Linked DNA regions of Homo sapiens: regions 2 and 3 are each linked to region 1. A link is a contact called in ENCODE Hi-C or POLR2A ChIA-PET data. All regions are on one chromosome and are shown on one strand. The core of a region is the stretch at or near the end of the contact, and the rest is flanking DNA. Distances in the headings are between cores, read along the strand shown. Region 1 holds the start of ZNF318 (zinc finger protein 318). Region 2 holds the start of SCIRT (stem cell inhibitory RNA transcript). Region 3 holds the start of MRPL14 (mitochondrial ribosomal protein L14).

Region 1 (4,566 bases), core at 1,150-3,649:
CAGAGAGGAAAGGGACTCCTGCCACGGGAGTGAGTTTTACATGGGGTAAACCTCCTCCAGAAGGCCAAAGACTTGGGGGAGGGGAGTCATAGACAGTGAACCAGAGGAGGACCACTGCCAGCAAGAGAGTTCTAAAAAAGCCCACAAAGGTGCATAAGAGAGAAAAGCCAACATTTGTGATTCCTCCTTGTCCATAGGGAACCGATTTTGGAAGGTAACAGCATCCTGCACTAACCAGGAAAGTCTGTGTTCTTTCCCTTCAATCCCTTCTCCTCCTGGGAGGAGGGGGTCAGAAATAGCAGCTAGCCAGTGGGAGAGGAGGAGCAAACTTTGAGGAGCAAAGGCAGGGATGTGGAGAAACCTACCATACCACTTTTAATATAGCAAGCTTCAAGTCTGAAGCAGGTAAAAGCAGGGGTAGGGGAGAACCTTTAGCCTGAATAAAGTTTAAAGTTTTGTTCTGTACTATATATTTTCTACTGCAATATGACTACTGTCATGACTGAAAAATACTTGAAAAGTGAAAGGATCTGCAAGAGATTTCATGCAGGATACAGAACTATGCATAGAGCAAGTGTGAAGGGGAAGCAGAAGAGTTTTCTGATTATACACCGTGTCTCCCCCTGTCTTGAAACACCCCAGCTCCTTTGATAAAAATATTCAGTATTAGAAATGGGTTGAGGAGTAAAAGTTGATACAGAATATAACAAACATGATTTAAAATTTATTGACTCCAAGTATCTATACACACTGATTTACATTTTTTTCACATTTATTAAGTCCCACCAAAAGTATGGGTAACCAAAATCCATATATACTCTAATAAAGACAGGGCATACACCTCTGGCATATTTTTATTATTTTTTTCATTAAAATGTTATTGGTTTCTTATTTTATATAAATTATATAAAATGTGAAGCTGGGTAAAAGTAGTCAACTAGTAAAAATTTTATACATTTTTACTGAGTATATGCCATTATAAGAACGTATGGAAATGGATATATATATATATGGATGTATTTTTTGAGAGAGGGTCTCACTCTGTCACCCAGGCTGGAGTGCAGTGGCATGATCACAGCTCACCGCAGCCTCAACCTCCCGAGTAGCTGGGGTACAGGAACGTGCCACCACACTCGGCAAATTTTTTTTTTTTTTTTTTAGAAATGGAGGTCCTTCTACGTTGCCCAGGCTGGTCTCGAACTCTCAGGCTCAAGCAATCCTCCTGCCCCGGCCTCCCAAAATGGTGGGATTATAGGCGTGACCCTTTGCGCCTGGCCCACTTTTGTATTTAGGATGCAGGGCCCTGAGATTGGCATCTAGGAAAATTCTGGACTTAGGCCAGGGGAGGGGGCATGCCTGGATCTCTTACAAAAACTTGCCACGCCTCCAGTTGGTCATGATGTGGGCCCCTGGTAATGAAGGACCTCCACCATGACCACAAGTACTTTAGTCAGAAAACAGCTCGAAAACGTGTGAAGAGAGTCCACCAAACAGGCTTCGTGTGAGCAACAAGGCTGTTTATCTTACCTGGGTGCAGGCGGGTTGAGTCCGAAAAAGGAGTCAGCAGAGGGTGGTGGAATTATCATTAGTTCTTATAGGTTTGGGATAGGTGTACAAAGTACATTCTTAAGGGCGGGGGAGAATATTACAAAGCACCTACTTAAGGGCAAGGGGGAGAATATATCCTGTCAGTTAGGGTGGGGCAGGAACAAATCACAATGGTGGAATGTCATCAGTTAAGGCTATTTTCACTTCTTTTGTGGCTCTTCAGTTGCCTCAGGCCATCTGGATGTATACGTGCAGGTCATAGGGGATATGATGGCTTAGCTTGGGCTCAGAGGCCTGACAACGTCTATTTTGGGTTTGATTCTGGCCCACCACCTCCACCTCGTACTTTCCTATCCTCAATTTCAACCTCTAGAAATTAGGCAAACTGGAAAGTAAACTGATGCGGGTCGTGTTGCTTCAGCTGGGGACAGGATTTCGGTGGGCGCTCCTGCCGGGGTCCGTAACCTCCCACACAGCTAACGTTTACAGGCCCGTTTATATTATCACGAATGGTTTTCAACCATTTCGTGTCCATCCCTAAATTAAGAGGCTTGAGGGGCGGCACGAAAGAGCGAAGACACCTCCGCACGGTCTCCAAACCCCTAAGTCCAGAGGCCTGGAGCATCCCCGGAAAACCAGATCCCTCTCCAGAGAAGCCCTTCCTTCCGCTCCGCCCACCCCGCGCGGAGGCCACAGGGGTCACGTGGCGGCCGCGGGAGGGGGAAGTGGGCGGCTCTGCGGCCGCCATCTTGAGGATTCGGAGGCGGGGCGTGCAGAGCTCAGGGCGCGCGCTTCGCTTCCCCTCCCCTCGCCCAGCCTCGCGCCGGCGTCTGTGCTCCTCCCCACTTTTCTTGGTTCCTGCGGCCGCTCCCTGAGTGGAGGAGCGGGGAACCCCGGAGGCGGGGGGGGGTGTGTCGGACGCGTGCTCGCGCCCTCCAACCGCCAGCCGCGGGGGCGCGCTCGGCCGGGCCCCCGGGGCGACGCGGGGCCGAGGGGAGGGGGCTGCTCCCGCGGCTGAGGCGGCGCGCAGCGGCCGAGGTGGCGGCGGCTGCAGCTGCGGCGGCGCGCTCCGAGCCTGCGTCTAGGGCGCCCCCGGGTCAGAGCTGTCGCCGTGGCCGCCGCTGCAAGAACCATGTACCGCAGCAGCGCTCGCTCCTCCGTCTCTTCCCACCGGCCTAAAGACGACGGCGGGGGCGGCCCGCGCAGCGGCCGCAGCTCTGGCTCCTCCTCAGGCCCGGCTCGCCGCAGCTCACCGCCGCCTCCGCCCTCCGGCTCCTCGTCGCGGACCCCGGCTCGCCGACCCCGCTCGCCCTCAGGGCACCGCGGCCGCCGGGCCTCGCCGTCCCCGCCACGGGGTCGTCGCGTCTCCCCGTCCCCGCCTCGGGCCCGTCGCGGCTCCCCGTCGCCACCGCGGGGCCGACGACTCTTCCCGCCGGGCCCGGCCGGCTTCAGAGGCAGCAGCCGGGGGGAGTCCCGCGCCGACTATGCCCGGGACGGCCGCGGAGACCATCCAGGCGACAGCGGCAGCCGGGTAATCCCACCCCTCGTCCAGGACTCCCTCCATCCCCCAGTCCCCTCCCCCGGAATTCCCGTTTCCAGAAACGCCCGGGGCCTCCAGACCAGGGTCCTAAGCGCGAAGCCTCCGGCCAACTCCCTCGGGGATGCCGAGCCTGGAGGCTTCTGTCAGACCCGGGAGCGTTGACACAATAACGGACTCGGGAGCGCACGGGCGTCTCGTCGGGAGTGCGCGCTCCGTTCCTTAGGAATAGGCTGTTTCTCTCATGCCGGGTGAGGTGTGGAAAGTTTGCCAAGGCGAGGGGCATTTCGTCCAAACCGTGTGTCTTGGTACTTTTTGTAGAGTTGATGTGTCCTCGGGGTTCCGTACTTTTCATCCCCTTACACCTGAGCTGCCTTCCTGGATCTTAGGGGAAAAAGCCGAAATGTCCGTTTTTGTGGCGAGTTAGGGACGCTTGAACCCTACCAGGCTTTACGTCTAGAGTGTAAACTGTTAGCTTAAATGAATTGGAGCTGCTGCTTCGGAATGAAGTGTGCAGGACCACAGTCACTGCCATAGCCACTACCTCTTATCGAGTTCTATGTCAGGAATTATGCCTAGCCTTTCACTTTGCACATTATTTTAACCCTCACAAGTCTTTGAAGTGAGGCAGTTAATACTATTCCTTGTTGTACAGCCGAGGAACCAACCCAGAGAGGTTCAAGTAACTCGACTGAGGTGACACGGCTAAGTGGTGGAGCTGTGCTTCAACTCAGATCCGCCTGGTTCCCCAAATCCATGATTTGAACCTCTATGTTTCACTGCTAGAGGAACGGAGCATGAGTTTAAGTTTAGTTTTAGAAATAATGTTGACCTTTAACCATAACCACCACCCCAAGAGATCCTCTAGGTAGAGTCTGGTTTTTGGGAATTTGTTTTATTTTTAGTTCATCAATCTTTTTATTATTATTATTATTTGAGAAAGAGTCTCACTCTGTTCCCCAGGCTGGAGTGCAATGGCATGATCTCAGCTCACTGTAACCTCCGCCTCCGGGGTTCAATCAATCCTCCCGCCTCAGCCTCCCAAGTAGCTGGGATTATAGGCGCCTGCCATCATGCCCGGCCTCTTTTTTTAAACTTAGTAACAAAGTTCTGCTTTTTTGAGTGGCTCTCTAACATGTATGTAAGTACTGTGAGTACTTTGGTCATGGTTAAATTGATTTGTCACTATGTTAAGATTTCCAGTTGAGCAGTGCCAGTGTGGGTGGCAGTCACTACAGAGGAAGGAAGAACAGAATGCTTGTTTACACAACCTCCTTTTCTTCTCCAGTGCGCAATGTATTTGCTCCAGTCTTTTCTGTCTGAGTAAATAGCATCATCCGTTGCTTACATCAGAAACAGCCATTATCTCCCTTCTTCCCACATCTAATTTGTCAGATTACCTCATCTGTCTAACCCGTTAGCTTTACCTCTAGAATACATCCCCAAAACTGCCATCCTCCTGCCATCACTCTGGTCTAAGC
Region 2 (4,207 bases), core at 1,565-4,064, 710 kb before region 1:
CAGTCCTGGCACCAAGCTGGAGAAAGACAAAATGGCTTGTGAAGGCATCTGTCTGCCCTCCAGGGTGGCTGCCAGGGGGGCAGCCATGATGGCTGGCCTGGTGTGGGTGCCTTTGTGTGCCATGACTGGGTGTCTGTTTCTGCAGTCACTAGGCGCTTGTTCTGTGGGGTGAGGGGTGTGGGGGTGGGGGCACGGCCTATGGCAGGGCACGTACGTGAGGCTGGGCACGAAAAGCCTCACCCACCTCCTGCCAGGTACAACCAGCTGCTGGGGCCAACTGCCGACCGCCTCCTCCCTTCCCTGGGCACGGCCAGGCCGGGGGGCAAATGACTTGGCAGGCACCTCCCCTCAGTTGGACCCACTAGGGCAGGGCCGGCTCACCTGGGGCACAGGCAGGGCTCCTGGCTGGGTGGGTGTTCTGCCAATCCCTTCCCCAACTCCTAAAGTGGGAGGGTGGTGGTGAGGCCAGGGAAGGGGCGCAGGTCAGAGATATGCCCCCTCTCCTCTCCCAGACTGTGCATGGGTAAAGCAGGGCAGAGAGGGGCTGGTGGAGGGGCGGGAAGTTTCTCTGTTTAGGGCCAGGAAATGATTTCCATGCAAATGAGATGCAAACTCCTTAATGAGTTTGCAATTAGGAGACCAAGGCTGCCAGGCCGGGCAGCGCCTGCAGGTTTTATGAATGGGCCAGCGTAGGCGGGGGGGAGGGGGCGCGCCGGCCCGCCCCCACATTTCCCTGCCGCGGCGCCCGCGACATGCCGCGCCGCACGTTGCTGCCTCCAGGCCCCGCCGCGACCTGGCCCACCGCCAGCGGGTCAGCTGCTCCGGACGGCGCGGGAGGCTGCCGGCCAGAGTCCCCGCCACGCCGCCGGCCGGCGACGCAAAGGAGCCGACGACACTCCCCCTGGGGCCCGGCAGGGGCTCTGTCCTCGGGCCCCCTTTTTTCCCGGTTATTGGAATGATTTCCCGAAGCAGGAAGGCCAGAAGTTAGCCTTCAGGCCCCGTTGTATTTAAAATGGGCTGCCCTGGGACTTCACTGACCAAAGGAGGGGGCTGGGCCCCTAACTTGGGTGACAGCAATGACCTTGGGAGGGATGGAATTATACGTGACAGGAGAGGGACCAGTTCCCATCCCAGAGCTCCTTGCACCTCTCCAATTCCCTCATGCCAGTCCACACCTCCCTAACCTCAAAAGGCCTGTTCCCACCACCCCAGGGCACCTGCTTTTTCTGCAGAGCCACCCTAGTCCACTTTGGGTCTTGCTCTGACCTGGGGCCCAGGAGAGGGTCTCCTAAGTGGGTGGGTACACACAGGTTTGCTGTGGTCCAGAAGGAGGCTGACCAGAGTTTGAGAGTTTGAGCCCAGTTAGGTCACAGCCCCCTACCTCCTCCCCTCCCCTCTCCTCCCCCTGTCCCCGCCCTGCCCCATTGCTTTCAGAGTAAATTAACTAATTACCTCCAATTAAAGCACCTGGCTCTCTGTATCCTCCTAGGCCTTCAATCACTGCTTCTGGGAGTCCTCTTCATCCAGGCAGGGTCTGGAAGGGGGCCTGACCAGTAAGTTGGAAGTCAGTGAATCAATGAAGTGGGGCGGGGAAGACAGGATGGAGGAAGCCCACAGTGCCATTTACTGCTTGGGAGTGGTCCAGGCAGCCAGGACCTCTGACTTGGCCAGCTTGCAGACTGAGGTTGGGTCTGGGGACTTGGGCCCTAGGGGGGCCTGTGAAGGCTGGGAGCAGGAGCTGCCTTTGGAGGTTAAGTCCCTGGTGAAGGGCCTGTGCAGATGTGTGCAGATGTCAAGGCCCTGAGGGTGACCCTAGAAGCCCCTCAGCAGGAGAAGCAACTTGAGGGTCAGGTCCTAGAAGCTAGCAGTTCTTGGCACCTGCTGCCTCCCTCACCCAGCAGGCAGGGAGAGACTCCAAATGCCTGTAGGCCCAACCAGTCCCTCCTGTCTTTAACCCCAGCTGGCTCCTCCTGCTGCTCAGGAAGTGAAAACCCCTCCATTCTTTTCTCCGGGCCCCCTTGGTGGCCCCCAGGCACAGGCCCAACACTAGCTCTGCCCAGCACTGTCCTGGCCCACCCCACGTGTAGGACGTGATGGGGAGGATACCTGGTGGCAGGAGGCAGACTGATGGATTGTTGACCTGGGTCTCACCTCTGGACGAGCTGGCCATTCCTGGGGACTGGGCAGGGTCACGCCAGGCTGTGACTCAGGCCCCTGCCCCACCATGCCAGGGACCTGGGCTTGGGCCATCCTCTGTGTATGTGGGGTGGGGTGGAGCAGAGGTTTGTCAATTGGAGGCTTCTCTTTGGGGACACCTCTCACAGCCCCAGGGAGCCAGACTATGACTAGAAGGATCAGGGTTTCCATGGCTGCTCCTCCCCACCCACCACCCCAATAGAGGCTGACAGGAAGGACTCCCAAGCAGGGCACAGCAGCCATATGAGTTAGTGGGTGTATGAGCCATCCAGGACAGGGGTAGGGCTCAGCACACAGGAAGGGCCACTCCTGGGGTGTCCTGAGCCCCTATCTGCCAGCTCGGCTTGTCTCCCTAGGCCCATGGAAAGCTGGCTCAAAACTCCCCACCTCCAGGAAGGCGTCACCATGCCTCGCTTGTTTGTGGCCAGCCCAGCGCTGCTCTCAGCTCCCACTTTTCACTTGTTTCTCTGCCTCTTGTCCCCTTTCCCAGATCCACCAAGCGTCTATGGGCAGACTGTTTTTTCCTGCACTTCCTAGTGGCCAGCAGAGGGCGCCGCCAAAAGACTGAGGCCACCACGGAGGGAACAGGAGAATCGGCTTTTTGGGGTCTAGCCACTGTGCAGAGCCCAGGCGCGTGGGTCGGTGTCGGGTGTGTGTGTACGTCTGTGTGTGTAATGAAACTGGACGCCTTCCTTCCCGGCGATCTTGACTTAACCTGTCAGCAGAGGGCTTGAGGTTAGACCACAGGTTGAACCTAGGTGGCTGCTGGAGAGGTAAGCCCAGGTGGCTCTTGGCAGGAAGAGGAGGATGAGTGAGTTGCTCCCTTCTAGCAACCCAAATGGGAAGGGACAACGGAGGTTGCCAGCTTTCCTCCCTGACCCTGGAAGAAGGGTTGGGAGGGGTTGCACAGAATAGCTGGTGTCCCACCCTGTGGGAGGAACTGCTATGGACATCTGGGCCACATCTGGTTTCCTGGCAAGGCAGGGAGCTGGTCTGTTTGGAATTCTTGGTCCACCGCTTGGTGGTCCCTCACCATTACATTCTAGGAGGACCCTTTACAAACAGGTGTATAGGGCGCAGCCCTGTAATGCGAGTGAGTCCACAGCAACCTAGTCGTGGTCACACTCCTTTGGAAGTGGCCCTAGGGGCCTGGGCAGCAGCCTGCTCCTCTGCGCCACTCGACCTTTCTGTGGCCATGTTGGAGTCTGCATGCTGAGATGCTGCCCTTTCCCCTTGGAAATGCTGGGAAATGTGCTCTGGTGTCCATCCTGGCCATGCCTCTTCCTCCAGGTGGGGTAAGAGATGAAAAGAGGAGTTAGTCTGCAGTACCTCTTAGGGACCCCACCCCATGAAAGGCGGAGTGGGGAAGTGCTTGCTGTTGGGTCACCTCCACGAAAGCTTGGGAATGCGGTTGGGACGGGTAGCGGGAGGAGGGGTCAGCAGGAGTGGTTCTTTCTTGGGTCTGGATTCTGGGTTTTGGGGACGAGACAACACGGAGGAAACCCCTCTTGGTCGGCTTGGTTCCAGGAGGCTCAGGCCGGGAGATGGCCGTAATGGCCTCGCAGAAAGAAGCGGGAGCGGGGGAGGGGGAAGGCTGAGCATCGAGCCCACCCGGACTCTCCCTCTGTCCTCCCCGCTGCGGGGGCCCACCCCTTCGCCCCCACCCCTCTATCTCCAGGGCCGCCGCGGCCCCTCCCCGAGACCTGGGCGCCGCCTCCCCCTCCCCTCCTCCTCCCCCTCCCACCCAGCGCTGCAGCTGCTGCCGACGGACCATTCTGCACGTAGCGAATGGAGGAGACGCACAAGGGAGGCCTCAAGTGCGCGCGCGCGGGAGCCGGAGCGGCGCGGGCGGGGGAGCGGCTGCGGGCGCGCGTGCGCGTGCGGCGCCGGCTTTGATCGCGCGCGCCGAGCTCCGGAGCGCGCTGCTCTTCTGAGCGCCGGGGTTGGGGATGCTGGGCGGTGAGCCTCCGTACCCTCTCCACTCCGCGCACGCTCTGTTACCCCTCCAGCA
Region 3 (4,342 bases), core at 652-3,151, 760 kb before region 1:
TCTGTCACCCAGGCTGGAGTGAAGTGCCACAATCTCGGCTCACTGCAACCTCCGCCTCCCAGGTTTAAGCCATTCTCCTGCCTCAGCCTCCTGAGTAGCTGGGATTACAGGTGTGTGCCACCATGCCCGGCTAATTTTTGTATTTTTAGTAGCGATGGGGTTTCACCATGTTGGCCAGGCTGGTCTCGAACTCCTGACCTCAAGTGATCTGTCCGCCTCAGTCTCCCAAAGTGCTGGAATTATAGGCATAAACACTTTTTAATGAAAACTGAGGTTCAGACAGGTTAAGTAACTTGTCAAGGTCACACAGCTGAAGAATAGTAGAGCTAGAATTTGAACGCAGGTCTCTAAGACTCTGCTATACTTGGAGAGAACTTGAATGATGTCCAAGGGGGTTCTTAGTTACCCACTGCCTGCCTTCTGCCTTGCCATGTCCCCATCCACCCACAGGCCAAGACTGCACTGAGTGAGCCAACAGCAGGCCCCAGCATGTGCCACCTGGGGCATGCCAAGGCCTGGACCCTCTGGTGCCCTGGAGGACAATCACGCTGCCAGCACACCCCCACTTGAAGCCTGGCTGACACTCCCACTCCCCACCTCACCCTGGCCTGGGAGGCAGGATGGGCCCCTCTTCAGCAGGTGTTGGGCACAGCCTCATTGCTCCCCGGCTGCTGCAGACTGGTAATGGGTAGGCAAGCCCCAGCCCCCCAGGGCGGTGGAGTGCTCAGGCTTGCCCCGAGCGGCCAGACCTCTGCCCAGGGGACCCAGGCAGGGGGCAGCACAGCGCCCCAAGGGCAGCCAGCCCCTCTGACCTCTCCTCCCCACTTCCCAAGCGTCCTTTCCTTTTCTGGGGAACAAGGTGCCAAGCTTTGGGACTGTCCGCCTTAGGCGGTCAAGACAGCCAGGAGGGACAAAGCGGCGCCCCCTCCCCACAACAGGGCCTTTGCCCCACTCTCGGTTTCGCGTCTGAATCTTTTCCCCACCGCACCCTCCAACGCAGGCCCGGGCGGCTCATGAATGAACTGCACTGTGTGGGGCGCAAGGAGAGGACACGCTCCCGGGGCCGGCCGCCTCTCCAGCCCGCCGACCAGTCAGTCCCCAGAGCCGGGGGCAGCGGCCGGCCTCGTGCCAGCACCTGCGAACCCTGCCCTTGCCCGAGCCCGAGCCCTTACCCCGGACCGGCTTCGGGTGTACTCGCCCCCGGGAGCAGCAGAAAAAATAAAAGGCACAGAAGGCATCGGACTTGGCGACCCCGGGGTCCAAAACTCGGGGGCGGGGGCGGCTAGTTCCCCAAACGGCGGCGGACAGGCGGGGCGCAGCTGGCACCCCCGAGGGTCGCGCAGGGGACGCGCACCTGCACCGGGCAGGTGGGAGAAGAGTGGCACTCGGGGGCCGGGGGCGGGGGTCCCACCCTTTGGGATCTCCCCGGGGCTGGGGAGAGCCGGCGGCGCGTATCTGGACCTCCGGCAGGGGTTGGAGGACTCACATTTGGCTCGGGATGGTGCGGGGTTGGGGGCAGCGCGCGCCACCCCTGGGTCCCGCGGGCCCGGGCACCTCTGGGTCCCGCAGGAGGTTGAAGGGAGGGGACGCGCAGCTGAGTCCAGGTTTTTTCTTTGGGTGGTGGTGGGATCTTCGAAGAAAAGAGCGAGGGCTGGGTAGGGGTCGCGTACTCACCCCCAGGCGCAGACTCGGCTCCGGCTCGGAGCCCCGGGTTGGGGCGGGGCGGGGCTGGGGGAGGGGGAGGGGGAGTCGCTGGGCGGCTCGAGCTCCGGGCTCCTGCGGCGGCCGCGGCAGTGTATGGGGGAGGGGGAGCGGGGGGAGGGAGGGGGAGGGGGCGGAGCCCCGCAGGTCCCGCCCCGCACGCCGGCGCACGCAAGGTGCGCGCGCACTCTCAGATCGCGTCCGCCGGGCTGGGCCTGGCGCGCAGGCGCTAGGAAGAGGCCGCGTGGGGCGAAGGCGGCGCTTGGCTGGTGGGGCCCGCGGCGGGATTTTCCCGGGCGGCGAGAGCGGTATGGTGGGGGGCAGGGGTGGGCGTTAAGTCCTCATTCCCTCCTTCTCCTCTTCCTTTCTCTGCAGTAGGGGAGGCCCACTCCCCGGGGTGAGTGAGGAGAGGCCAGAGTGGGAGGCAGAGCGTCAGTGGGAGGGGTCCCGACGGGGAGGGGGGGGTCCCGACGGGGAGGGGGGTCCCGACGGGGAGGGGAGGCCCCTTACCCGGATCCTCCTCCCTTCCGCTCTCCGTGGGCTGCTTCTGCGACCCCCAAGTCCGTGGCCGGCGCTCACCTGCTTTCCCCGGGTTGCGGCGTCGACTTGGGGAGGGCGGGCTGCGTTCAGCCGTCGCTGGTCACTCCGGAGCGTCTCCTCCGGCTTCTCCGCTTTCCGCGCTCCCCTCCCCTTTCCCAACTTAGGTCTGGAGATGAGTTAGCCAGACGCCTCTGTGGTGTGAGGATTGAGTTTTTGCTTTCACTCTGTCAACGCTGATGAGTGCGCCCTCCCCCAGGCCAGGGGGTTCCCTGGTTTCTTATTTCACCAGAGACTGCATCTACCAGTGATTAAGACTGGAAAGATGAAGGGAGAGACTGAGACTCTTTCTATATATCACCCACACAAATAGATCATAAAGGCACAACGGGCACCAACCTGGTCATTTAATTTCTGGTTCCTGGAGGGGACAAAAAGGAAGTATTGCTTTCCACAGCCGACGATAAATGAACTTTGCCACCGTAAGAGACGGACGGGACTGAATTTATAAAGAGGTTAAAAGGGCATATGACAGACACCTCAGGCTACTTGGGAAACTCTGGGAGTTTGGGAGATAATTAACTCTCAGGGCTGGTGGTGGTGGGGAACTGCCACTGCTGAACAGAAGGACACTGCCCACCTGGGGGGTTTGGATCTTGTAGTTGGTCAGCGTCTCTGCTGTATGCTGGATTTTCAAGAGTTCATTAGTAGCTTGTGGAATGCAACTGTAAGGTTTGATTTATTGCAGTGTTTTTCAAACTGAATCCTATTGGTGAGTTGGAAATCAGTTTAGTAGATCACGGCCACTTGAAATAGAAAATATCAGAGGGTGTTGCACTTAGGGTATTGTTTCTTGACACTTCAGGTGTACACACACGTGTGAGTGTACTAGGAGGTGTTCTACAGTGTGTTTCTGTAGGTCGCAGTGAGAAAAATTTGAAAAGCGTTGTCTCCTGTGCCCTTCTATTTGCCCTCTTGCCTTTCTTTGCCTGAGTTTTCAGTCACTTAAAATTGTCTGAGGATGCAGTTAGCATGCCAGGAATATACAGTAAAGAACAAGGTGGATCTTCTTCACGGAGGTTACTGTGTGAGACGAAAGACAGTTCACTGTTCATCACTGGAAATACTGTACGTGCTACTGAAAAACAAGGATTTTATTGAGGTAAGAAGTTGGTTGGCTTAATTAGGAAGGGCAGTTTTTCAACTGTGAAAGAAAGGAAGATGGAGATGAAGCCCGTTTTTGGTAAAGTGCTTGGTGGGAAGGGTCTTTGTAGGTTTGGATTCTGGGAGTTGTGAAATTGGTGTAATCTGTTGCTTGTGTGGAACAATAAAATTCACTTTGAGGTCAAATAGTATTATAATGGATATCTGAAAAATGGAAGTGGAAGCCATAGTTGTCTGGTTTTTGGATTTCTGAGGATCACTAGAAGGCCTTTTTTTTTTTTTTTTTTTTTTTTTTTGAGACAGTCTCTCTTGCCCAGGCTGGGGAGATCTGGGTGCAGCAGTGCGATCTCAGCTCACTGCAGCTTCTCCTGGGATCTAGCAATTCTTATGCCTCAGCCTCCCGAGTAGCTGGGACTGCAGGCGCGAGCCACCACTCCTGGCTAATTTTTGTATTTTTAGTAGAGATAGGGTTTCACCATGTTGCCCAGGCTGGTCTCCAGCCCCTGACCTCAATCGATCTACGCAACTCAGCCTCTCAAAGTGCTGGGATTACAGGCGTGAGCCACCTTGTCCAGCCAGAAGGCATTTTTTATATGTTTTTATTTTTTACAAAAAGTATAGTTATGAATCTGAGCATGTGGATTCCTGAACTATTTCTGCCTGTGCCTAATTAGGGTCAGCACCTAATCCTCAAGGAGTGTGTGAGCCATCAAGTGACACTTTCCAGGGCAAGCATTTCAGAAAGCCTGACATGAGAATTAAGTGCCTTGTGGAATCCTTGAAGAACAGTGGCCAAAATATTTTATTATTGCTCCTGAATATTAAAGATAAAATGTTTCCCTTGGGGCGGGGTGGATAACAACAACAAAATTTCCCTGGAGTCCACTTTTCAGGTGGTTGGGCACTGAGCATGGTTATTTAGACTCTTCTTAGCTCCTAG

The links. A loop is a pair of places that touch in the nucleus more often than their neighbours do. ChIA-PET counts read pairs that join two places held with the same protein, here RNA polymerase II (POLR2A). Pooled maps may share reads with other maps.
Region 2: a pooled map shows a loop between it and region 1 (11-fold over the local background). The contact joins the promoter of SCIRT here to the promoter of ZNF318 in region 1. A Hi-C loop is called at or near these places in 2 of 37 single-sample maps with no recorded cell type and 6 of 50 pooled maps. POLR2A ChIA-PET finds 5 or more read pairs at or near these places in 2 of 52 experiments (BJ and activated CD4-positive, alpha-beta T cell).
Region 3: a pooled map shows a loop between it and region 1 (13-fold over the local background). The contact joins the promoter of MRPL14 here to the promoter of ZNF318 in region 1. A Hi-C loop is called at or near these places in 9 of 50 pooled maps. POLR2A ChIA-PET finds 5 or more read pairs at or near these places in 3 of 52 experiments (activated T-cell and activated naive CD4-positive, alpha-beta T cell).

The regions. Positions count from the first base shown.
Region 1 is chr6:43,367,480-43,372,045 of GRCh38, reverse strand. It overlaps ZNF318 (zinc finger protein 318), which reads left to right and starts at 2,399. Exons shown (of 10, transcript NM_014345.3): 1 at 2,399-3,079. The coding sequence starts at 2,681. It overlaps LOC124901227 (atherin-like), which reads right to left and starts at 2,682. Exons shown (of 2, transcript XM_047419609.1): 1 at 2,659-2,682; 2 at 705-2,623. The coding sequence starts at 2,682. The coding sequence ends at 1,925. RefSeq lists silencers at 2,146-2,245, 2,436-2,635, 2,726-2,915, 2,926-2,995.
Region 2 is chr6:44,073,259-44,077,465 of GRCh38, reverse strand. SCIRT (stem cell inhibitory RNA transcript) reads left to right here and starts at 2,814. Exons shown (of 5, transcript NR_125864.1): 1 at 2,814-2,969. RefSeq lists enhancers at 1,734-1,803, 2,924-3,183, 4,204-4,207 and silencers at 3,694-3,953, 4,044-4,123.
Region 3 is chr6:44,125,011-44,129,352 of GRCh38, reverse strand. It overlaps MRPL14 (mitochondrial ribosomal protein L14), which reads left to right and starts at 1,901. Exons shown (of 3, transcript NM_032111.4): 1 at 1,901-2,009. It overlaps TMEM63B (transmembrane protein 63B), which reads right to left and starts at 1,799. Exons shown (of 24, transcript NM_018426.3): 1 at 1,675-1,799. RefSeq lists silencers at 1,119-1,278, 1,459-1,568, 1,609-2,008, 2,029-2,078, 2,109-2,168.